Regions from separate parts of the Mus musculus genome. Here all the other regions are linked to region 2. Evidence: chromatin loops called from intact Hi-C (ENCODE). Cell type or tissue: heart. All regions are shown on one strand.

Region 1 (8,000 bases), 74 kb before region 2:
ACTTCACGATCTGTTAGGTCCTGGTCTCTATGGTCTTTAATTTTTTTCAAAACCTATTTTTAATGATGGTTCTTAAACACTTTAACCTCCCTTTTAGTCCACTACCCACAAGAGGTAGTGGAAAAGAAAGGATATGGGGGGGGGGGAAGTGGACCTGTTTCAAAAGGTTTTTGACAACTCTTGTCTGTGTTGTCTGGAACTCAGCAGTTCAGTTCACAGGTAAGCAGGGGCAGCTCGATCCACTCGCAAACACTTCATGAACACACCAGCAGTCCAGTTCGGTAGAGTCAGGATAGCAAACAGGAATCAGCAGCTGTGGTAATACCTAGCAGAGACAGCCAGGCCTCAGCCTCTCAGCGTGAGTCAGCAGGAGGGACCAGGAGGGAAGGACACCAGAAGTTCTGGCTGTGCCTCTCTCAGTGAAGCCAAGATCAGAGAAGACGCCTTTAATCCCAGCACAGGCAGAGGCAGAGGCAGAGGCAGGAGGATTTCTGAGTTCGAGGCCAGCCTGGTCTACAGAGTGAGTTCTAGAACAGCCAGGGCTACACAGAGAAACCCTGTCTCAAAAAGCCAAAAAAAAAAAAAAAAAAAAACCAACCTCCAGAAACTGGAAATAACCCAGATGTCCCTCAACTGAAGAATGGATAAAGTATATCTACACAATGGAATACTATTCAGCTATTAAAAGCAAAGACATCGGGCTGGTGAGATGGCTCAGTGGGTAAGAGCACCGACTGCTCTTCCGAAGGTCTGAAGTTCAAATCCCAGCAACCACATGGTGGCTCACAACCACCGGTAATGAGATCTACTGCCCTCTTCTGGTGCATCTGAAGACAGCTACAGTGTACATATAATAAATAAATAAATCTTTAAAAAAAAAAAAAAAAGCAAAGACATCATGAATTTTGCAGGCAAATGGATGGAACTTGAGAATATCATCCTGAGTGAGGTAACCCAGTCATAAGAGGACATGCATGCTATATATTCACTTATAAGTGGATATTAGCCATAAAATACAGGATGCTCATGCTACACTCCACAGGAGGCTAGACAGGAAGGAGAACACAAGCAAGGATGCTTGAGCCTCACTTGGAAGGGGGAATGGAATGGACATGGAAGGCAGATGGAGGGAGAGCTGGGTGGGAGAGGGGATCAGTAGGAGAATTGGGGGGGTCAGAGTGGGGTGTGGGGAGGGGCAGGGGAGATGCCTGAGTGGCCATGAGAATGAATAAAAATCTGCAACTGATAGGGAGTGGGGCATCTCCAAGAAGAAATGGAGACCAAGAATCAATGGGGTGTCCTTAGCTGTGACTCTTAACCACTAAGCCATCTCATCTTTCTTTCTTTCTTTCTTTCTTTCTTTCTTTCTTCCTTCCTTCCTTCCTTCCTTTCTTTCTTTCTTTCTTTCTTTCTTATATGTAAGTACACTGTAGCTGTCTTCAGACACTCCAGAAGAGGGCATCAGATTTCATTATGGATGGCTGTGAGCCACCATGTGGTTGCTGGGATTTGATCTCAGGACCTTTGGAAGAGCAGTCGGCGCTCTTAACCGCTGAGCCATCTCACCAGCCCCCCCAACAAAACTTTCGACCCAAAACTTATCCTGCCTACAAGAAATGCAGGGACAGGAGATGGAGCAGAGACTGAGGGAATGCCCAACCCTTCCTTTAAATTTTTTTTCCAAGTTGTTATATCTGTGCACCATGAGCATGTAAGATGCCCACAGAGGTCAGAAAAGGGAGTTGGCTCCCATGAAACTGGAGTTACAAATGGATGTGAGCCACCATGTGGGTGCTGAGAGTTAAACCCGAGTCTTCTGCAAGAGGAGTAAGTCATCTTCTGTAAGGTGACTTTTAACCATGAAGTCATCTCTCCAGCCCCAACTTGGAAAAAAATTTTAAACTCACTGAGAGATTATTTTTAGATTATTATTATTTTAGACTCTACAAAAGGAACATCACTCTAGACATATCCAATAAGAGCCCAAAAAAAGTATGTGGAGTTTTTTGTGGGTTTTTTTCCCCATGTTTGTTTGATTTTTGGAGGGGGAAGGGATTAAGGCAGATTTCTCTTTGTAGCCATGAATGTTTGGGACTTGCTATATAAACCAGGTTGGCCTCAAACTCACAGAGGTCTGCCTCTGGAGTGCATATGCCAATCACACCTGAATAATAAGTGAAAATTTAGAAAAGGAATTTATTACACAAATGATAGAGAAGATTAGATGGTACGGCATCCCAGAAATTAGATACAGCAGGAAGCTGCTGCCACCCTTATGGCCAAAGGGACAAATGAAGGAGGGTGTGTTACTAGAATCCAGCATTTACAGACGTCTGATAAGAGCCACAAGCAACTGCAGATGGAAAATAGCTTTTTCAAAAGTGTGCCTCTGTTAAATGTGCACAAGTGTTATGCTATATGCCAAACAATATAGCATAGCAAAGATTTACATAGCATTTACATTGCATTAAGTATTCTGAGTAGTATAGAGATGGCTTAAAGTAAGTAAGAGTATAAGAGTGTGTAGACTGTAGCTTTGTTGGTAGCATGCTTGTCTAGCAAGCATAAAGCCCTGAGTCCAATCTCTAGCCTCCATAAACCAGGCATGTTAATATTAGCCTGTAATCATAAACATCTATCATGAGGTCTGGTGCCCTCTTCTGGTTTGCAGGCATCCACTCAGGCAAAACATTGTATATATAATAAAGAAATCTTTGAAAAAACAATAGAGAGAAATGCTTAGGAAGTATGGCCTTGTTGGATAGAATGTGACACTGGAGGTGAACTTTGAGAGTGGACTTTGAGAATCTAAACACTTGAGCTAGCTGGGCCTGGCGCTGCACGCCTTTAATCCCAGCACTCAGGAGGCAGAGGCAGATGGACCTCCGTGAATTTGAGGCCAGTCTAGACTTCAGAGTGAATTCCAGAACAGCAGGGAATATACAGAGAAACCCTGTCTCAAAAAATTAATAAATAAAATAGATAATAAATACTTGAGCTATTTCTAATTCATACTGTTTCATGTTTCTGGTTGAAGGTGTGAGCTGTTTGTTTGTTTGTTTGTTTTGTTCTTTTCAAGACAGGGTTTCTCTGTATAGCCCTGCTGTCCTAGAACTCACTCTGTAGACCAGGCTGGCCTCAAACTCAGAAACCCGCCTGCCTCTTTCTCCCAAATGCTGGGATTAAAGTTGTGCGCCACCACTGCCTGGCAAAGGTGTGAGTTTTAAGCTTCTGCTCCAGCCACTCAGCCTGCTGCCAAGCTTCCCTGCTGTAACAGACTTTGCTCCGTGGAATCATACGACTGAACAAATTCTTTATAAGTAGCTTTGGTTTTATCGCAGAAATAGAAAGCAAGCACAGAACTTAATCATCCATGGATTTTGGTATCCAAGAAGGCCCTGAAACTAATGCCCCATGGTTACTGAAAAACCCTGTAATAACACTATGATGTCTTAGGAAGTTTAGTCACATGGCTATAGAGGTATATAGTTTGGAGAAGGGAGTAAAAATAGAATCCTGTAGGGTCCTTGAACTGTCTGAGAAGCACACAAAAATGACAGTTAACATTAGACTTTAGGAAATCAAAGATGATATCTCTATTACAGCTACAGACCAGCAGTCTTACTCCTAGGTAGATACCTAAGAAAATGTGTGAATATTTGCACCAAACGAGAAATGCAAGAACACTCATAGCAGCTGCATTGGAGACAGCCCCAGAGGTTGATAATTTGCAATGTGCTCAAGAAATGGAAAAAAAAGCCAGCCAAGGCGCTCCAGAGCACCTCTGCAGCTGGTAAAACTGCACAGTCCCTCCTCCCAGCACTGCCTCGGGAATGAATAGACTTGCTTCACTCCGTTTAGGATTAAAAGATTAAAAGTTCCAGAAGAATGAGTCACCCTCACATACTTTAGGCAACATGCTGGCACCTTGGCTCTGGTGCAGAGATTAGAGGAAGAATCTGCCAGGTGGCGCCTTCGGGGGCCTCTTTGGTTTCTGTAGTGGGAGTTCTGCCAGATTCTGGATTTATCATTCCACTGAGACTGCACACACCCTGGGAACTGCCCAGAAGCAATCCTGCCTGTTAGGAAGAGTGAATGAATGAATGAATGAATGAATGTTAAATGTATCTCCTTCTCCCACAAAACTCCATCATTTCAGGTCTGTCTTCTCGTGTGCATATGTCCAAGAACTCTGTTGTCTAAAGTGATGTGATTTTCCCCTAGCAACATAAAATAGATGAATTTCTCAAAATCTCCCCAGTTTCCACATCTAGCTCCAAGATAAAGATCTGTTTGGATCTGATCTGTTCCCCCTGATTCCATCGCTATGCTGTAACCTAAAGTCCACACAGTGAGTTTATCCATCTTTATCTATATCTAGAAAGGGGAGCCAAGAAGATGAGAATGGTTTTATAAACACAAAAGCATAAATATTTGAGGAAATATTTAGGCTCAGCTAGAGCCTTTATTTTTATAGATTGCCATCTAAGATCCAATCCTAAATTCTGTTAACTTGAAGGTGTGGGGTGTCAAAAAATCCTAATCTCTGAAGGCCTACGCCCTTCGTGGTCCTGCCTGGCCAAACATCTCATGGTTTTTCATTACCTTTCAAGCAAATGGACCCACACACACACACACACACACATCCAGCCCATACTCAACATAGTTTTGCATCAATCAGCAACAAGCCTCTACCTTTTACTTGGCCTTTCCGCTCTCAAATTGCCGGCCTACTGGATAAACCCAGTGACTCCTGCTGGATTAATGGTCTGGCTGAAACCAGCAGCTAGCTCTTCATCACCCCAGAGGGAGAGTCAAGCTGCATATAAGCTCAGGTTCTCACAAGCTGTCCCAGTGCTATCAACACTAGGCAGCTGATGTTCTCAGAATGGGTATGGGACTTCCCTGAGTCCTTGGCACCAAGGTTGAAATCCCACTCCCTGCTCCCCACCCTCACACAGACACACTTGAACTCCTCTCACAGGGGCCCTAGAGAGAGGAAGAGGGCCTGCCAGGAGATTTTTTAAAACCGCATGAACAGGGGGAATGTGAGCTAAAAACAACAAGAAATCATGTTTCACCTACTGGACTTGAAAAATATGACATCCCAGCAAGGCTTAAAGCTATCAGGCACTCTTACTACTGCAGGAAGTGTATATTGGCATGGCCATTTTGGTGAGTGACTTGACAGTGCGTGTAAGACTTTGAATTGTACATATTCTATATTGAAGGTGTCTGCCCTAGCAAACACGCTGGCACAGGTAGGTGGGATGTGTTCAACTGAAGTGTTGGGGTGAATGAGGAGACCCTAGAAACACCCAAAAAGTCACCGGTAGGAAAACAGCAACATGTCCTGTTCTCACTTGATAGTAAGATAGGAGTATGTTTCAAGTCCCTGGTTTTTGTAACCTAATCTCCAAATGAAGAGCTCATGGTTCCTGTCACACTCTGTTCAAAACCAGATGAGATGATTAAGTGGGGAAAAAATCAACAAGTGAAAAAAAAGTGAAGGTTATAGCAAGATGGGATCATATTTGCAAAAATAAACACATGCATTTGCTTCGGGTGTGGAAAGATTGACTCCAAATTCATAAGAGCACACAAGAGAGGTGGGAAGAAGAGGGCCCTAGATCAGGTTACTGTCAAAGAGGACTCTATTTATAACACACTTATTTCATAAAGAGAATGTGTTTGTGTTATGCTTTTACAAGTACAAATTAATCTAAAAATAATGTGTGCTGCTCTGGAAAGTGTGCTCAATAGAAAAGTGTTCATTTGCAGAGTGTATAATAATGATTAGCCTGTTTATTTTTTTCAGATTTATTCGTTCATTTTATGTATATGAGTACACTGTCACTCTCTTCAGACACACCAGAAGAGCGCATCGGATCCCATTACAGATGGTTGTGAGCCACCATGTGGTTGTGGGATTTTGACTCAGGACCTCTAGAAGAGCAGCCAGTGCTCTTAACCACTGAGCCATCTCTCCAGCCCTAGGCTGATTACTTGGAGAGTGTTTTGAAAGAGAGTAATTATCTTCGATTGGCCTACTACTCACTAATATAGCTCAGGCTGGTCTCAAACTCACAAACCCTCCTGCCTCAGCCTCCCAAGTACTGGCATTTCAGGCGTGTACTACCAGGTCCAGCTAGACTTACCTTCTGTAATAGACTTCTCACAGGAACAGAGACTGCGAATGGCTCCAAAAGCTTCTAGAATTTGCCCTCTGGAACGTTTGCTTAAATATTCGAATGCAGTGAAAAAATCTTTCCTTATATTTATGAAGTCAAATTCAAACAGGAAACTCTTGAAGTGTTTGGATTTTTTTTTTTTTTTTTGTCTAAGTAGGTGATCTGATGGTGGTCCCCGGATTAGCTATTTATATTAACTGCACAAGACATAATTCTAAAATGTAATGGAACAAAACAGTACAATTTTCTCAGTTTCTGTGACTCAAGTATCAAGATCTCTCACTGTAGGGTATTGGCAAGGCCTACAGTTTCATCCAAAGACACCATGGGGGAAAGTTCCAAGTTCACTCATAGAGTTGTTGGCTGGATAGTGTTCCTCAGAAGCCATTGGACTCAGGGCCTTAGTTTCCGCCGCCCCCCCCCCCCACCAAAGCCTCAGTTTCTCATGGATTGGTAAGCAGATCTGGCCATTCTTATCCATGGAGATCTCCAGAGTGTAGGTAGTGACAGGGCAGCTAACACCACTCAAGACAAGCAAGCCAGACCAAAGTCCTCACTTTTTTGTTTGTTTGTTTGTTTGTTTGTTTGTTTTGGTAATCTAACCTCAGAAAGGACATCCTATGACTTTTATCATGTTGAGGTTCATTAGAGGCAAGTCATTAGTGTAGTTCACACCGCAGGCCTTACCAGAATCACCGGAATCCAGTTGGGAAACTTCTTGCCACAGCCTTGTGGGGACGACACTCTTTGCTTACACTGTGAGATGGAGCCTGTGGGATGGGGAGACGGGAATGCCCTATGAATAGAGGAAACAGTAGCACCCAAAAAAGGATTCCTTGTGCTACTAGAGAAAATACTACTCAATCCTCCCAGAGTAAAATTGTAGTAAAATGTTATATTTCCCAGCCATGGGTGGACCATTCACCTGTCAACTTTTACCCTTTCTTCCTATTATAAATTAAAATATCCTAGCAGTTATAATTACCAAACATCATTGTAGTGGCTATTCCTGGTTTCCAACTTGATTATATCTGGAATGAACTACAATCCAGAAGTGGAAGGCTCACCTGTGAGCCTAATCTGGAGGCTGGGAGATACAAGTTTCTGACCTGGATCTTGGCATAGAGATCTTGAGGCACAGTGGCTATGAATCCCAGAAGATTAAGACAGGGAGATCTCTGAGTTCAAGGTCATCTAGGACAAAGCAAGTCCCAGATCCAAGTGTGATGGCACACACCTTTAATCTGGGCCACACCTTCTGCTGGAGACCTACATAAGGACATTGGAAGAAGGAAGATCCTCTCTTCTGCGCCTGCATGCCTTGTGGGACTGAGCAACTGCTAGATCCTTGGACTTCCATTCACAGCTGCTGCTGACCATTGTTGGGAGTTGGACTACAGACTGTAAGTCATCAACAAATTCCCTTACTATATAGAGACTACCCATAAGTTCTGTGACTCTAGAGAACCCTGGTTAATACAGCCATCTAAAGGTCTTTTTTTTTTTCATATTAAAGAATGTGACATATTAGTGGGCCAGGAAATCAGTTTGGTAGGTTGTGCTAAAGGTTTTATATCACACTGAAGTTTTATATATATATATATATATATATATATATATGGATAAATATATATTGTTAATTTAACATTTTAAGTCACAATTCAATGGCATCATGTATATTTCAAGTGTTTATTTAACCATTCTGCATTTTTTTTTTTCGAGACTGGGTTTCTCTGTATAGCCCTGGCTGTCCTGGAACTCACTTTGTAGACCAGGCTGGCCTCAAATTCAGAAATCTGCCTGCCTCTG
Region 2 (8,000 bases):
ATCTCTGAGTTTGAGGCCAGTGTAGCCTACAGATCAAGTTTTCGGACAACCAGAGCTGCATAGAGAAAGCCTCTCAAAAAAAAAACCATAAACAAATAAGTAAATAAATAAGCAAGCAAACAAAACATGTTCAATATCTACAACAATGCACAATAGATACAGTTAAGACACTTAAGGCAATACCAGATAATACTTAATTTACATACATATTAGAGCAATGTTTGCATGTGGAAAAGAGGAATGAGGCTATATACATTAAGGCCATTTAGTTTCTTTAAAGTGTACTTCCTGCTGAGCAAAAAAAAAAGTTTTAAGATTACATGGATTTTAAAAAATGCTGTCTGGATAAACAATTTGGCAGGAGTAAGAGCAGGTTGGCCATATTCCAATCAGATATGGGGCAAGGATAGAGGTTACTCAGCACCTGGGTTTGACCTGCTGTCCTAACAAGATAGGTGTGCCTTAAAATGAATATCCCTTGGTCAAAGAACATACTGGATAAATAACTGAATTTGAATAGCTGGAAATTATTCAACTAAATCAAATTTACTGAGCCCAATAATTTAGATAATTGTCTGGGAAGATGATGATCATGCCAGGTACTGCTTGGGGACAAAGACAAATGAGGACCTGTGTCTACATTCCATTTAGAAGACAAAAATAAAAACATACATTAAAACATAGGAGATTGTGCCAGGCGTGGTGGTGCACGCCTTTAATCCCAGCACTCGGGAAGCAGAGGCAGGCGGATTTCTGAGTTTGAGGCCAGCCTGATCTACAAAGTGAGTTTCAGGACAGCCAGGGCTATATAGAGAAACCCTGTCTCAAAAACAACAACAACAACAACAACAACAAAAAAACCATAGGAGATTAAATGCTAAAGATGGAACAAAAAATAACAACTCAGGAACATTGATGAAGTTAATAACAGAAAGAATAAGAAATGGGAATTGTTTGGGGACCCTGGACTTTAAAAATAATCCTATAAATAGTACTGGTCATCTGTGCTGAATAAGTTTGTTTTCAGCTGTGTTATGATATATTAGACACTTCAAATGCTCGATTAGACAGTAGATATGTGGGTACGGGAAGAGACATTTAACTAACAGAGAAGATTCCAGAGAGAGAAGCCAGCAGATAAACCTTGAGGGAAATCCCACCATAGGAGACAGAAAAAGCAGAGTGTGAAACAGAACACTTGACAACATTAGCATGTGGTAGAAATGTCCTGATTTGGCAATTACTAGATTTAGTAAAAGGTGAAGTGGAAAGTTAAAGCAAACAGAAGACTGGGGAGGTTTCTGTACAACGAGCAAATCAAAGAACACTTGTAAGGATAGGGAAAGGAACCAGCAAAGTTGCAGGAGACCAAATTAGGCAAGGTTAATCCCTGCACTCAGAGGTGAGGTCAGCCTGGACTATCACAATGAGTTCCAGGACAGCCAGAACTACATACAGAGAAGAACTCTGTCTCAAACCAACCAAAAGGAATTGACAAAGCTCCATCCCAAAGGAGGCAGGCCAACGTTTGGGCAGACAGCAAGACTAGATAGAGGTAGGGCGATCCTTACATAGAGACAAAAAGCAAAGCAAAAAGCCTACACAGAAAAAAAAAATCAAGAATAGGAAGAGACACTGACAACCAGATAACTGGTTAGACTTTCAGTTAGGTCAAGTCAAAACAAAACAAGGAATCCAAGCCAGTTGTGCTGAATCACATGCCTCAGGAGGCTGAGGCAGGAGGATTTGGAGACTGAAGCCAGCCAGGCTTCTTAATGTGATTGGGTCTCAAAACAAACAAAAATTATTATCTTTGATGAGGGTAAAGGATTTCAGGAGCCTGTTAATTGTTTTTTTCATCTTAAAAATGAACTGACACTGTGATAGGCATAATTAACACATTATCAGTAACAATGTTGGGAGACTATAAACATTTTTAAGCAATGGATGGGAAATCTCTTTGAAACAATCTATGAGCATGTTTTTTGAAAAAAGGAAATTGCAAAAAAAGAAAGATATCACCATCTACCTAAGAAAGTGGACATAAATCAAAAACTAGTATCTTGTTTACCCAAGACTGACAAGTTGGCAATAGTGTTCCACCAGTCAGTTCTCCAGACTATCAGGGTCTGTGATCTTTAAGGTAAAAAGAATTTTGTATATAACCATTCCTGGTGGAAACTATACACACTTACCAATCTTCCTAATTATACAACCTGACTCTTATTTCATCTTAATCCTGAATGTCCACTATCTAGCTTTCTGCACTAATTAAACTGAAGACTTTCACACTGTCTCTTCTGCACTGATTGCTCTCAGCCCCACCCACCCCGACACCCAAGAACTGAACTTTAAAAGTCTTTTTAAAGAGAACTTTTAAATGTGATTTTCTTTTTAATTTTTGAGACTTGATCACAGTATGTAGGATGACCTCAAACTCACAAAAATCTGCCTCTGAATGCTGGGGTGAAAGGCATGTGCCGCCACTGTCCAGCTTAAGAGAATTTCTTTAATTAAAGCTTGCCGTGGCCTCTAGGAAAACCACTCTCTAGGAGCAAGATTTCCAACCTGTTGCTGTCTATAAAAGTGAAGACACCGAGAGTGAAGAACTATCTAACTGTGAGACACATTTCCCACATAAGCATCTAGAAAAGTCAAATATTAATCAAAACATGCAGGAAGGCTTGCTTAGCAAATAACCTTAGTTAGCCTCTCAAACAAAACTCTCAGCAGGGAGCAAAACAGATTGCAAAGGGCAACTGAAGGCCACTGCTTTTTAATAACCATCCTTCCAAACTCATTTTCAAAACTGACTTCCTAAAAACATCATGGGAACACTTGTAGGAAAGTTCATTTCTCATCTTCTTCGAGGAGCACCAGGATTCATTTTCAACAATGGGAAATGAAATCATAGGAAACTCTGTTTACTACAGAAATAACAACTCTGAGTAAAACGTTATTTACAGTGAATATAGAAAAAGGACCAGCTGTCTAACAAAAATGGATCATTCAAAACTGCAATAAAGCATTTTAAAAGGGTAATAAAATCTGGCTTCTGACCACTCTTTGTAATTATCATCACTATAAAAACACTGGTCAGCCTACCACACAACCTACTTCTCTCAAACTTGTCCTAGCCCAACCGAGCTGATAGCTATCAAGCACAGATCCGGGTGTCGTCATCCGGGAGTCGGAGAGCTCCCGCACTTGCTTCCCACGGAGCAGAAGCCCTTGCCATTCGCGCTGCAACCCACCTTTGCAAGCCTCTACCTATACTATCCATTTCAGACAAACAGTAAATACTTGCTGTTCTCTAAAGAAACTTCACCCTTGAAACGCCCTTTGCCTGTCTGGGCCATCAGGCTTGTAACCTCAAAATGCCACCTATTTCAGGAACTCCTTCCTGATGCTTCAAACAGAAACCATGTCTGCTCTGAAACCCACTTTAACTCGGATGTAGCCTTCGCGCGGCACTTCTTACAGTTCAACATTTGCTCTTCTACTTCTGAACAACAAGCCTCCCACAGCCACCACTTACAAGAACCCTCCTTACTCTTTCTCAGCACCTAGCACAGCCGGCATGGGACGCCGAGGTTACCAGCAAAGTTGTACCGGGTGAGATCGAAAGAAATTTCATGGGGTGCGATTCCACTCTAAAAACCTCACAAACGGGCTACCACAGCGAATCAACGAAAGCTAGCTAATACGTCACATTACATCGTTGGATAAGAAAATAACTTTCTGCCCTTTAATTTTCCTCAGTTAAATAAATAAATATATATACCAAAATTCAAACGCAGCCTCCCAAGAAACTTGTTTCCACAGAAAGGAACACAAAAACTTCCCTCCGATATGCTAGTCTTCCGCTTTCGTAGGATGCCTTTTTCCCCCTATTGGTCAAAAGAGTGGTGAGAACTTTCCCATCACTTTTCTTTCTTTATTCACAGAGTCGTGAAAGCAACGATTGGCGGAGAAGCACCGCACCAGGGTCACCCTAACGGCCACGTCTATCTACCTCTGAGAAAATAAAGTCCTAAGAAAATGTCTCCGGCTCCACTACTGCCACCGCGGCAGATCACCCTGAAGCGGCAGCAAAGCGCCGGGAAAAGGCTCGGAGCCCCGGGGCCATACAGATGAGGTGGCTCCAGCGCCAAGACGGCCGCGATGGCCGCCTGCGGCAGCTCAACTGAAACACAGCGGAAACAGCAGCCAGTCACGGGGCTGTGGGAGGCTGGGCAGGAAGGTGGCGCTGCCGCCAAGCGCCTGGGATCCAAGTGCTCATCATGGCGACGAGGGCAATGGCCGCCATGGGGAGCGAACACGCCCCTGCGCGCACACTCGACGCCGCGCCCGGGCTCCGGTCCCCGTAGCTAGCGCCGCCGCGGCCCGCTCTCACACCCCCCCTCACGGGCTGTAGCGGAATTTTCTCCTCAGACGCCGCCTTCAAAATGGCGGCTCCCCCTCCCGGCAACCCCCTCCGTCGTAGCCTGCAGCAGGCGCCGGCCGGCCGCCATCTTGTCCCCCGTCCCTCTTCCCCCCCCCCTCGCCGATATTTACATAGCGAAAATCGGCCGGGCCGGCCTGCGGCCTTCACCTCATGCCTGCAGCCTTAGCCTCCTCGCCAGGCCTCGCCCCCGCACGGTGCCCCGGGTCGGCCACGTCGCCCACCCGGGACCCCTCAGCCGCCTCCCCAACCGCCGGGCGGCACTGCCCCGGTCCCCGCCCGTTTCCAGAACGCGCCTCGACCGCCGTTCTGAGCGCCCGGGCGCCACCCCGGGCCTAACTGCGGCCTCCTCGGGGCCTGCTCGGCGTCGCGCGCCACGCCGCCCGGCCTAGCGCGGGAGGGCGCCTTGCGGGCCGCCGAGCAGGCCGAGAGCAGGCCGCCGCGCGCGCACCAGGCCCTACGGCCGCAGTGGCGCCCCGGACTCACCGGACGGTCGTGCGGCGGTCGGCGACGGTGGCGGGTGCTGCAGGCCGGCCTTTCTCTGGAGCACTGGGCCGGGCTCCGGCTGGTGGGGCGGGCGGAGGGAGGGAGGAGGGGCCGAGCTCGGAGCTGACAAAAAGCGGCCCAGCTCCCCGGCACGGGCCCGCCGTCAGCACGTCACGTCACCGCCGGGGAGAGAGACCCAGGAAAATGCGGAAGGGTAGCTGGGCCCCCTCCTCCGCCCGGTGGGTCCCGCTGACGCCCCGGGTTGGCGCCCTTCACGCCCCGCAACCGGGGAGCCCAGTGGCCTCGCTGCGGCGGGGTCTCCGGCGGCCCGAGTTTCCGTGACAGCGCCCCCCTTCTTTCCACCTCCGCGCTCCCGCCCGCCACCGCCGCCACACACGCGCCGCCGCCGCCGCCTCGGCTGTAAAATCCGCACGAGGCCGTGGCCCACCGACACCGTCGAGAGGCGGGAGGCCCGGGCCACCCCCCACCATGTTTGTGGGCCGCGGCCACCCCCCGGGGGCCTTCGGGGACACCTACCGCCTCTCCGCGAGGGTCCCGGCCTGAGGCGGTGGCTCGAGTTGTTTGCAGGCCCGCAGACCCCCCTCCCGCCGTAAATGTGTGTGTGTGCGGTGTGTGTGTGTTTTCATCCCCGGTGCCTGGGGATGAAGATAAATTTAGCAACCCTCGCCGTCCCCTGCCTTCCCTTTAAAAAAAAAAAAAAAAAAAAAAACAACTTTGAAACAAAATGAAAATGGCCTTGCCAATTTGAATGGTGCAGGCAGAGTGTTGGGGGGGTACCTAGAATAACAACCAAACCCGGTAATTTTTTTTTTAATAAATAAGCTTTCTGTCGGGAAGCCAAATTGGTCTCTTTTTATGGGGGGGGGGGTTAGGTACATTTTGAAGCCTTTAGCACACTGCAGAGAATAGAGATTTTTAGTGCTATAGAAACTACACGTGTGTTACACTGGAAGTCTATGGATCATAACTTTTATGTATGTAATAATGCTATAACACTCTACAATTATCGAGATTTTTTTAAATAAAATTCTTAAGTCTCTTAAACTTTAAGAAGATAAAGAAGTGAAAGTATCTGATTCAACAAAATATTTATAAACTTAAAAATAGGAGTTTTGTGTTTTTCTCAATCCAGATCACTATGTGGCATTTTTTTTTTGCCAGACAGGGTTTCTCTGAGTAGTCCTAGCTGTCCTGAAACTTAACTTTGTAGACAAGGCTGAACTCAAGAGATCTACCCGCCTCTGCCTCCCAAGCGCTAAGATTAAAGGCATGGGCCACTACCACCGAAAAACATTAAACTATATAGTTTGTACATTACTGTAGACTCTAACATGATAGAACTTTTTGTGGTGTACTGGGGGACATAAGACAGTGGATATTTCGGGATATAGCCAATTTCTTGCCTCGGCCTCCCAAGTGCTGGGATCACAGACGTGTGCTCAGACACCCAGCTTGACATATTGGTAGACAGTGTTGATAGCTGTTTTCCCATAGTTAAGACATCTTTAAAGAACAAAAAGGATAAAGCAAATTGCAAACTGGGGTGAGGTGTCTTTAAACATATTCTAAGAATGTAAATTGTTTCATCAGCTTACAATCATAAAATTGTTTTTAAAAGGGAGACAGGCATGATAACTCAAACCTGTAATGTCCACAATCCAAAAAGGATTTTGGCAAGTTTCAGGCCAGACTGTGGTATATTCAGTGAGATTCTGTCACACACACACACACACCTAAGGGCCTCTACTTAATGTGAGCGCGCGTGCGTGTGTGGTGTGGTGTGGTGTGTATGTGTGTGTGTGTGCTCTCTTAGGTAGAACCTATACTAAGAACAGAAATTAGCATGGACAATGGGAGAAGATGGCATAAATCTGTAAAGTGTTCCTTCATTTTCCGCTCAGATCTACTAGAAATCTAGTAGATCTAGCTAGTAATCAGTCATTTTCTTATGGGGTTTTAGCTTCCTGCCATCAAAAAAAAAAAGTCGCTGGGCAATGGTGGCGCATGCCTTTAATCCCAGCACTTGGGAGGCAGAGGCAGGTCGATTTCTGAGTTTGAGACCAGCCTGGTCTACAAAGGGAGTTCCAGGACAGCCAGGGCTACACAGAGAAACCCTGGCTGGAAAAACAAACAAACAAACAAACAAATGTCTTTCAAATATAAATGACATCTTCATCATTTATAGGAAATTCGGGCTATGATACAGGCTGTATCGACATAAAATAAAATTAAGCAAGAGTACTTTAAGTTGGGAAATGAGAAAAGATCAGGGGTGGCACATGCCTTTAATCTCAGCAGCCAGGAGTCTGAAGCACGGAAATGAAGATGGCAGGCCAGCCTGAACTGCACAGGAAGGCCATCTCAAAACACTGGGGAAACTTGGCACACAGGCACTGCATGTCTAGATGCTCTGGAAACTGAAAGGAAGGGCTTCTTTTCACTCTGTCTTGAAGACCAGCCTCACCTCAAAAAAGTATGGGGAGGGAACGGTTAGAGAGTCATATTAATACAGGTTTTTTAATGATAACCCATGTTAAAGTACTTTCTAAGGGCCTCTACTTAATGGTAGGTTTGCCCAGAGGAAATCTGCATCAGCCACACAACCATAAACAGCAGGTTCCAAACAGAAAGGCCAATGTCAGCACTCTTGTCAGGTTTTCCCTCGTTAACCACCAACTACTCTAGCAGTTGCAAAGCACTTAAGAAAAGAGCATTCAGGAGAATAAAGAAAAAAAAAGATGCTGCCTCAATTTACAAGATCACACAAGTTATTGGGTATTGAGTGTCAAAGAGCCCTATGTGATTACTTGGCATATATAGAGAAACTTTGACTGGAAAAGGGAAAAGACGCCTACTTCTGATGCTTAAATTAGATATATTTCTATTAAAGTGCAACGAGAGTCCTACTGATGATCACACAAATAGAGCCAACTGTATTTTGATTTTAAATTTTCAAAACAGGAAAGGTAACAGGGATATAGCTCAATGTGCCTGTCGTGTGCAAGGTCCTAGATTTGGTAGCCAGCACTGCACACAAAAAGGAGGAAGA
Region 3 (8,000 bases), 55 kb after region 2:
GAAGAGCAGTCAGCACTCTTAACCACTGAGCCATATCACCAGCCCACCTTAACTACTCTTAATTGCTGAGCCATCTCTCCAGCCCCAAGAAATAAATCTTTAAATAAAAAAAATTATGTTTGCCAGGCAGTGGTGACACATACCTTTAAACCCAGCACTTGGGAGGCAGAGGCAGACGGATTTCTGAGTTCGAGGCCAGCCTGGTCTACAGAGTGAGTTCCAAGACAGCCAGGGCTACACAGAGAAACCCTGTCTTGGAAAAGTGATGTTTAATATTTTCCTAAATAGTGAGACTCTGTTTTCTAACAATCATTAATAGTTCCACAACTCTTTCTCTAGTGCAGCCTGAAGCACAGAGAAAACTCCACTGGAATCATACACTGCATTTGTGCCTGCTCTGTGGGAACCACCTCCAGCCACTAACTCTATTCACATCAAGCCACTGAAGTGTTGAGTCTTCATGTGGGTATAGACAGGGCCTGCCTTCTACCAGCCTAGAGCACTGTACTCACTAGATTTATTTGTCAATTTGATACAAGCTATATCATCTGAAAGGAGAGAACCTCAATTAAGAAAATGCCTCCATAAAATGAGGCCATAGGCAAATTTATAAAGCATTTTCTTGATTAGTGACTGATGTGGGAAGCCCCAGACCATTGTGGATGGTTCCACCCCTGAGCTGGTGGTTCTGGGTCCTTTAAGAAAGCAGGCAAGCGGCTGGAGAGATGTCTCAGCAGGTAAAACCACTGACTGCTCTTCCGAAGGTCCTGAGTTCAAATCCCAGCAACCACATGGTGGCTCACAACTACGTGTAATGAGATCTGACGCCCTCTTCTGGTGTGTGTCTGAAGATAGCTACAATGTACTTATATAAAATGGCTCAGTGGTTAAGAGCACCACATGATAGCTTACAACACCTGCTATGGGGTCTGATGCCCTCTTCTGGTGTGTCTGAAGACAGCTACAGTGTACTCATATACAAGGAGGGCAAATTTGAAGCAAGCTCTATTAAATACTACATTCGTGAATGGATGGATGGGAGACACATGTTACAGACGTTTATAAAGACAAAACCTGCTGGGCATGGTGGCGCACGCCTTTAGCCTCAGGAGGCAGAGGCAGGCAGATTTCTGAGTTCGAGGCCAGCCTGGTCTACAGAGTGAGTTCCAGGACAGCCAGGGCTATACAGAGAAACCCTGTCTCAGAAAACAAAACAAAACAAAACAAGACAAAACCCATAGGCCACCATACTCTTATGAGGCTCTGTTACTTCCCAAGAACTACAACTCCCATCATTCCAGGAGGTTACCTGGTCCTTGGGCAAATGTTAATTTTTGGCATTACACACAACATTACAATTTGGAGGACATCGTGCAAAAGTTTATGTGAGGCTGAGTTCAATAAGCCAACCAGGGGAAAACAAAGCATAAAACAAAGCAAATAATGACCTAATATGAAAATATGTCTAACTAATCAAAATATAGTATATAAGCAATGGAAAGATTTTGTTTTCCATGGAACAGAAGATTATTGAAGTGTCTGAAGAGAATGAGAAATATTTTCTTTTCATAGAAATGTTTAGAATTCTACCAAGAATGCATTGCAACTTAAACTAGGGATACTAATTTGTCCCAGTCTCTTATCTTTCACCTGTCTTTTGTGGCTTACCACCTTCAAAACAGCTTAGCACTTAAAATTTTCCTGGAGGCTTGGTAACAGGCATTAAGCAACAGCTAATGACACGTCTAAATAAATAAATCTCATGAAAGAAAGAAAGAGAGAGAGAAAGAGAGCAAGCAAGCAGGCTGGGCAAGCCATGAGGAGCCAGACAGTAAAAAACACCCCTTCGTGGCCATCAGCTCCTGCCTCCAGGTTCCTATCCTGCTTGAGTTCATGTCCTGAAGTCCTTCAATAATAGACTACGGCGTGGGAGTGTAAGCCACATAAGCCCTTTCCTCCCCAACTTGCTTTTTGTCATGATGTCTCATCACAGCAATAGTAACTCCAAGACAAGCAGTAAAGGAAGTCAATGTTTGTCTCCTGCCATTTTTCCTTCTCAATCATGTGTATGTACTATGTTAACCATCCTTCTCCTGTAAGGAATTTTCATCCAATCTATCTTTTTGTTTGTTTGTTTCTTCTGGTGCTGCAGATGGAACCCAAGCTTCATATCAGGCGAATTCTCTACCATTGAGCTTCATCCTCTCTTCTGCCCTCAACCTATCATCCTTTGTATGTATCTTCAGCCATAAATTTTGCACCGTTTTTAGAGACAGGGTTTCTCTGTGTAGCCCTGGCTGTCCTGGAATTCATTCTGCAGACTTTGAACTCAAGAGACCTGCCTGCTTCTCTGGCTTCCTGAGTGCTGGGATTAAAAATGTGTGCCACCATTGCCTAGAAAATTTTGTACTTACATTTTTATTGCAAAAATTCAAAACTCAGATGAGGGGTGCTGGGAGGACTAAGCAACACTTTCTGTCACTAAGTCATTACACAGAACAGCAAAGGGTAAGAAGGGTTTGAGGTGGGAAATATCAGAAACAGCAGCAGAGACAGACACCAAAACCCAGGAGATACTGAAGCCACAGAGACCATTGACTTCTTAGAGAACACTTGAAGCTTTGTCATGATGGCTGGCCTTCCATTGAGTCAGTACGAATATAACATCACCTTGAATTTACAGTTTTGTTTTGTTTTTGGGTGTTTTGTTTTGTTTTGTTTTGTTTTTCGAGACAGGGTTTCTCTGTGTAGCCCTGGCTGTCCTGGAACTCAACTCTGTAGACCAGGCTGGCCTCGAACTCAGAAATCTATCTGCCTCTGCCTCCCAAGTGCTGAGATTAAAGACATGTGCCACAACTTTTCTGCATGCATGGGCATTTTGCCTGCATGTATGTCTGTGTACCATGTGCATATAGTGCCGGGGGGGGGGGGGCAGAAGGTTTTGAATCCCCTGGGACTATAGTAACAGAGCGCTGTGATTGCTGGCAATGGAAACTGAGTCCTAAATCCAGTACTACTGAGGACAAAAATTCTTTTTATAAAAACTTGAAATTTTTATTAGTGTTTGAGAGATATGAATATGGAGTCCAGAGAACAGCTTTTTTCCTTTTTGTTTGTTTGTTTGTTGCTGTTTTGTGCCAGGGTTTCTCTGTATAGCCCTGGTTGTCCTGGAATTCACTCTGTAGACCAGGCTGGCCTCGAACTCAGAAATCGGCCTGTCTCTGCCTCCCAAGTGCTGGGATTGTTTTTATTTTCAAGACAGGGTTTCTCTGGGTAGCCCTGTGTAGCTCTGTGTAGCCCTGGCTGTCTTGGAACTCAATTTGTAGACCAGGCTGGCCTCGAACTCAGACATTCGCCTGCCTCTGCTTCCCAAGTGCTGGGATTAAAGGCGTGCACCACCACGGTCCAGTCAAGAGAACAACTTTTGGTAATCTGTGTTCTCCTTTCTCTATGAACCTAGGTCATCAGACTTACCTAGCAAGCATTTATAACTGTTGAGCCATCTTGCTAGCACTCAGTTTAAGTTCTTAAAATTTAGGACATGGAGGTTGGATAGCTGTGAAATTGCAAAAGTTCTGAAAAATCCATTAGAAAAACCACAGGATACAAAACAAAACAAAGAAACACAAACTAAGCCAGGTCACGAAAAAGGCTTCAGAGGTCCCTGGAGACAGATAGCGTTGATGTCCATCACCACAGTAAAACGATGTGCTTTAAAAGGCATAGGGTTAGCAGGGTATGGTGGCTCATGTCTATAATCCCAGTCGTTGGGAAGGCAAATCCAGATTTCTGTCAGTTCCCTAGAGAATTCCGACCAGCATGAAATATAGTGAGAACCTGCACTAACCAAATAAACAAAGTGAAGGTTTCAGGAGAGAAAATGAGCAATCTGGTAGGAGCAGACTCTCCTCCCTTCCACTTGAGTTTAGGTTTTTAATTTAACCAACAGGCATCTATTGCTTTGGAGATTAATTTAGCCCTTCACAGCATTTCAAATTCACTATGGCTTTGCAGCGATGAAGCTGGAATGTTTTAATACATGATAAAAAAAAAAAAACTTCATCCTAAAGCCAAATACAACAAGCATCCTTGCAAACACCATCCCCAAATTGTATTCTAAAATTACCCGTCATATGTGCTGTTGGCGAAATACTTAATTGAAAACGTAGCTCTAAAACCCTGAAAAAAAAATCAATCTTCCTTTCCAAATAGAATCAAAAGAAAATGTGTAACTTAAGGCTTATGGGACATAGTTTAGGGGAGCAAGCAAAAAAATGGAAAGAAGCCACGGAGGCGTCCCAAGCAGAGCGGCATGATGGAACACGCTCAGCGGGGCGGCTGTTTGTCCAAGGCTGGAGTGCAGAGCAGAAAAAGCAGGACTCCTCCGTGGCGGAGGAACGAGCAGGGGGACTAAAACAGGCCACTCCTCGTTCATTTTAGACGTTCCACGTGGAGGAAGAGCGTGGTGTGCAGTGGAGCCAGACCGCATCCTAATGGCTCAGCGGGTAAAACCTAGAGCACGTCAGCTCCGCTCTCAAACTGACAGAGCTGGACCCACCCCTTTTCCCAGCCTCGTCACTTCCTGTCTGCCCAGCACCCACTTGCTTGGGGCCGGAAGGAGTCAACTCTCTTTCCGCGCTCGATCACCCAGGCGTAGCGCACTACGCAGGCTCGGCGGCGCTTCGGGAAGCAGCGGGCGACTAGGGAGGAGCTGGTCTCCACCAGCCATGCGATACTCCCACGGTGGAGGCGGCGACGCGGCGCGGGTAGCGGAAGAGGAGGGGCGGGGGGACTATACAGGAAGTGAACTCGGGGGCCGAATCGGCTCTGGCTGGGTCTTCCGTGTGTCGACTGCGCACGCGCGCGCCGCGGCGCGGGCGCCCCGGGCGCCACGGCTGCCGCTGCGGAAGCTGTCTGCCTGCCTGCCCTGCCCTTTTTACAAGGATGAGGGGGAAAACAAACCCAAAACACTGGTTCCTAAACAACTAAACACTTTTATTTCAAATTTGCCTATCACAACTGTCTATTCCAGGGCCCAATATGTCCATGTCTTAGGCGTGACTTTTTGTTCAATGATTTTTTTTTTTCTGTTCAAAAAAGGAATGCCTTTTTCTCATTGATAGCATACTCTGTCTATAAAATGTATAACTATAATTTTAAGTCTGGTTGTAGTCTGGTGGAATGATTGATCTGTCTCTGCAGCAGTAACACATTTTATATTATGATTTTGGGTTTGGTGAGAAAGTCAGCCAGTAAATATGATTTCTGCCTAGCCTGACAGCCGAATTCGCTTCAGAGTCTCCTCCAACCCTAATGGAAGCCCTCGGACATTCACATGGGCTGTGAAAATGCTCTCCACACACTATAAATAAAATAAATTTAATTTTTAAAATTGAATAAGTGCCGGGAAGTGGAGGTACATGCCTTTAATCCCAGCACTTGGGAGGCAGAGGCAGGCAGATTTCTGAGTTCGAGGCCAACCTAGTTTACAGAGTGAGTTCCAGGGCAGCCAGGGATACACAGAGAAACCCTGTCTCGAAACACCAAAAAAATAAAAATAAATTGAATAAGCAATTGGATAATTGAAAAAAAGATGCTCTAAAATGTTGTATATCGGGATGGAGAGATGGCTCAGCGGTTAAGAGCCCTGGCTGCTCTTCTAGAGGTCCTGAGTTCAAGTCTCAGCAACCACATGGTGGCTCACAACCATCTGATGCTCCCTTCTGGTGTGTCTGAGAACAGCTACACTGTGCTCATAATAAATAAATAAATAAATAAATCTTTTTTTTTAATGTATGTCAGGACTGCAGATATGACTCAGCGGTTAAAAGTATTTACTGCACTTTCAGAGGACCGGAATCTGGCTTTTAACAATTCCAGAGGGCCGGGCGTGGTGGCGCACGCCTCTGATCCCAGCACTCAGGAGGCAGAGGCAGGCAGATTTCTGAGTTCGAGGCCAGCCTGGTCTACAAAGTGAGTTTCAGGACAGCCAGAACTATACAGAGCTATACACAGAAACCTGCCCCGAAAAAAAAAAAAAAAAAAAAAAAGAAAAAAAACCAGTTCCAGAGGAATACAATGCCTCTGGCTTCCTCAGCCACTCACATACTTGCATACCCAGACAATACGCATATACTCATAATTAAAAGTAAAAAAATCTTTAAAAATATATTAAACCAGATGGTGGTGGTGCACACCTTTGATCACAGCACTTGTGAGGAAGAGGCAGGTGAATCTCTGTGAGTTCAAGGCTAACCTGGTCTACAGAGAATTCCAGGGCAGCCAGGACTACATACAGAAACCCTGTCTTGAACCGCCCTCCCCCCTCCAAAAAGTGCTATTATTTTGTGAGTATTTTGTCTTCATTCATGATTGTATTGTGGACCACGTGTGTCTGGTGTCTGCTGAGGGCAAAAAAATGGTGTTGGATCGCCTGGAACGGGAATTAGTAACCAGGGCCCTTTGCAAGAGCAGTCATCACTTTTCAAGCCCCTAATATATATATATTATTTATGTATATACTCTGGAGGCAGAGGCAGGTGATTTTTGTGAGTTTGAGGCCAGACTGTTCTACATAGCAAGTTTGAGGCCACCTAGGACTATGTAGAGAGGCCCTGTCTCGAAAAAGAAACAAAACAACAAAAACAATTAGACAAATGAACAATGCTTTTATTATTTTTAATTATGTGTGTGTGTGTGTGTGTGTGTGTGTGTGTGTGTGTGTGTGTTTGAATGAGAGTGATGGTGCCCAGAGTAGCCAGAGATTGGTTCCCTCTGGAGTTTGAGCTATTGGTGTTTAGGAACCACCTGAAGACTAGTGCAGAAGGGTTTCTGCTCTCAATTGCGAGCCATCTCTCCAGCCCTGGACAAGCTCTTTAAAAATCTTACTAAGATTTAGGGGCTGGGGAGTAAGCTGGCTTAGCAGATAAAGGTGCCCTGCTGACAAGCCCCGTGACTTGAGGTCAATGTTCAAGACTCGCATGGTAGAAGGAGAGAACTGGCTCCTTTCAGTTGTCCTCTACATGTGCCGTGGCACCCATGCATGTTGGCATGCATATGTGGACATGTTCAATCACATGCACAACTGAAGTTTTTGATTGAGATCACATGATGGAATGGAATGAAAACTTTGGAGGCATGGACGTCTCTATAACAGAGTTGCCCCAAACAAAAAGAATATGGTCCACTTTCTAATTGTTTATATCCTTTGGATATTTAGCAAAAGGCTAGAGATTTACTCACATATTTATTTTTGCTCTGGGTTTTTTTTTGTTTGTTTTTGTTTTTGTTTTTTTGAGACAGGGTTTCCCTGTGTAACAGAGCTCTGGCTGTCCTGGACTCAATTTGTAGATCAGGCTGGTCTCGAACTCACAGATTTGCCTCTCCTCCCTCAGTGCAGTGCTGGGATTAAAGACATGTGCCACGTATCTCATTCCATGTGAATGTATGCCTGAAGAGTTTGTATCTATTACATTTTTATTGTACATGTATGGTAGATAATAATTTTGTCATGTTATTGTCTTACCCATCCCAAGTTATGTTTTCTGGGTGGATAGTCAATATCTTGTAAATAATATTCTGTCTTTTTTTTTTAGATTTATTTATTTATTATATGTAAGTACACTGTAGCTGTCTTTAGACACTCCAGAAGAGGGAGTCAGATCTCATTACAGATGGTTGTGAGCCATCATGTGGTTGCTGGGATTTGAACTCTGGACCTTCAGAGGAGCAGTCGGGTGCTCTTACCCACTGAGCCATCTCACCAGCCCCATATTCTGTCTTTTTGTTGTTGTTTTGTTTTGTTTTGTTTTGTTTTGTTTTTCGAGACAGGGTTTCTCTGTCCTGGAACTTACTTTGTAGACCAGGCTGGCTTTTGTTTTGTTTTTTGAGACAGGGTTTCTCTGTAGCCCTGCCTGTCCTGGAACTCACTTTGTAGACCAGGCTGGCCTCGAACTCAGAAATCCACCTGCCTCTGCCTCCCAATGGGATTAAAGGCATGA

Evidence for each region. Peaks named below come from ENCODE experiments on the same cell type or tissue, not always from the same donor. Only the 100,000 strongest peaks of a DNase experiment are listed, where the experiment ranks them.
Region 1: it touches region 2 in a loop (2.4-fold over the local background); 5 of 42 quality-filtered maps call a loop at or near these places.
Region 3: a loop joins it to region 2, with 5 times the contacts of the local background. A loop is called at or near these places in 14 of 42 quality-filtered maps.

Annotation. Positions count from the first base shown.
Region 1 is chrX:94,044,336-94,052,335 of GRCm38, forward strand. No RefSeq gene overlaps it. Among named protein-coding and RNA genes, the nearest start is that of Zfx, 75 kb to the right of the region's middle. In heart, no CTCF peak of the experiment used is centred here; no DNase peak of the experiment used is centred here; H3K27me3 peaks cover 417 bases.
Region 2 is chrX:94,118,138-94,126,137 of GRCm38, forward strand. It overlaps Zfx (zinc finger protein X-linked), which reads right to left and starts at 5,270. Exons shown (of 9, transcript NM_001044386.1): 1 at 4,931-5,270. It overlaps Gm46691 (a long non-coding RNA gene), which reads right to left. Exons shown (of 2, transcript XR_001782847.1): 2 at 7,112-7,415. In heart, CTCF peaks have their summits at 4,388 and 5,272; DNase peaks (open chromatin) are centred at 4,434 and 5,134; H3K4me3 peaks cover 3,265 bases; H3K27ac peaks cover 2,767 bases; H3K27me3 peaks cover 2,260 bases.
Region 3 is chrX:94,173,347-94,181,346 of GRCm38, forward strand. No RefSeq gene overlaps it. Among named protein-coding and RNA genes, the nearest start is that of Eif2s3x, 35 kb to the right of the region's middle. In heart, no CTCF peak of the experiment used is centred here; a DNase peak (open chromatin) is centred at 4,535; H3K4me3 peaks cover 1,683 bases; H3K27ac peaks cover 1,316 bases; H3K27me3 peaks cover 1,770 bases.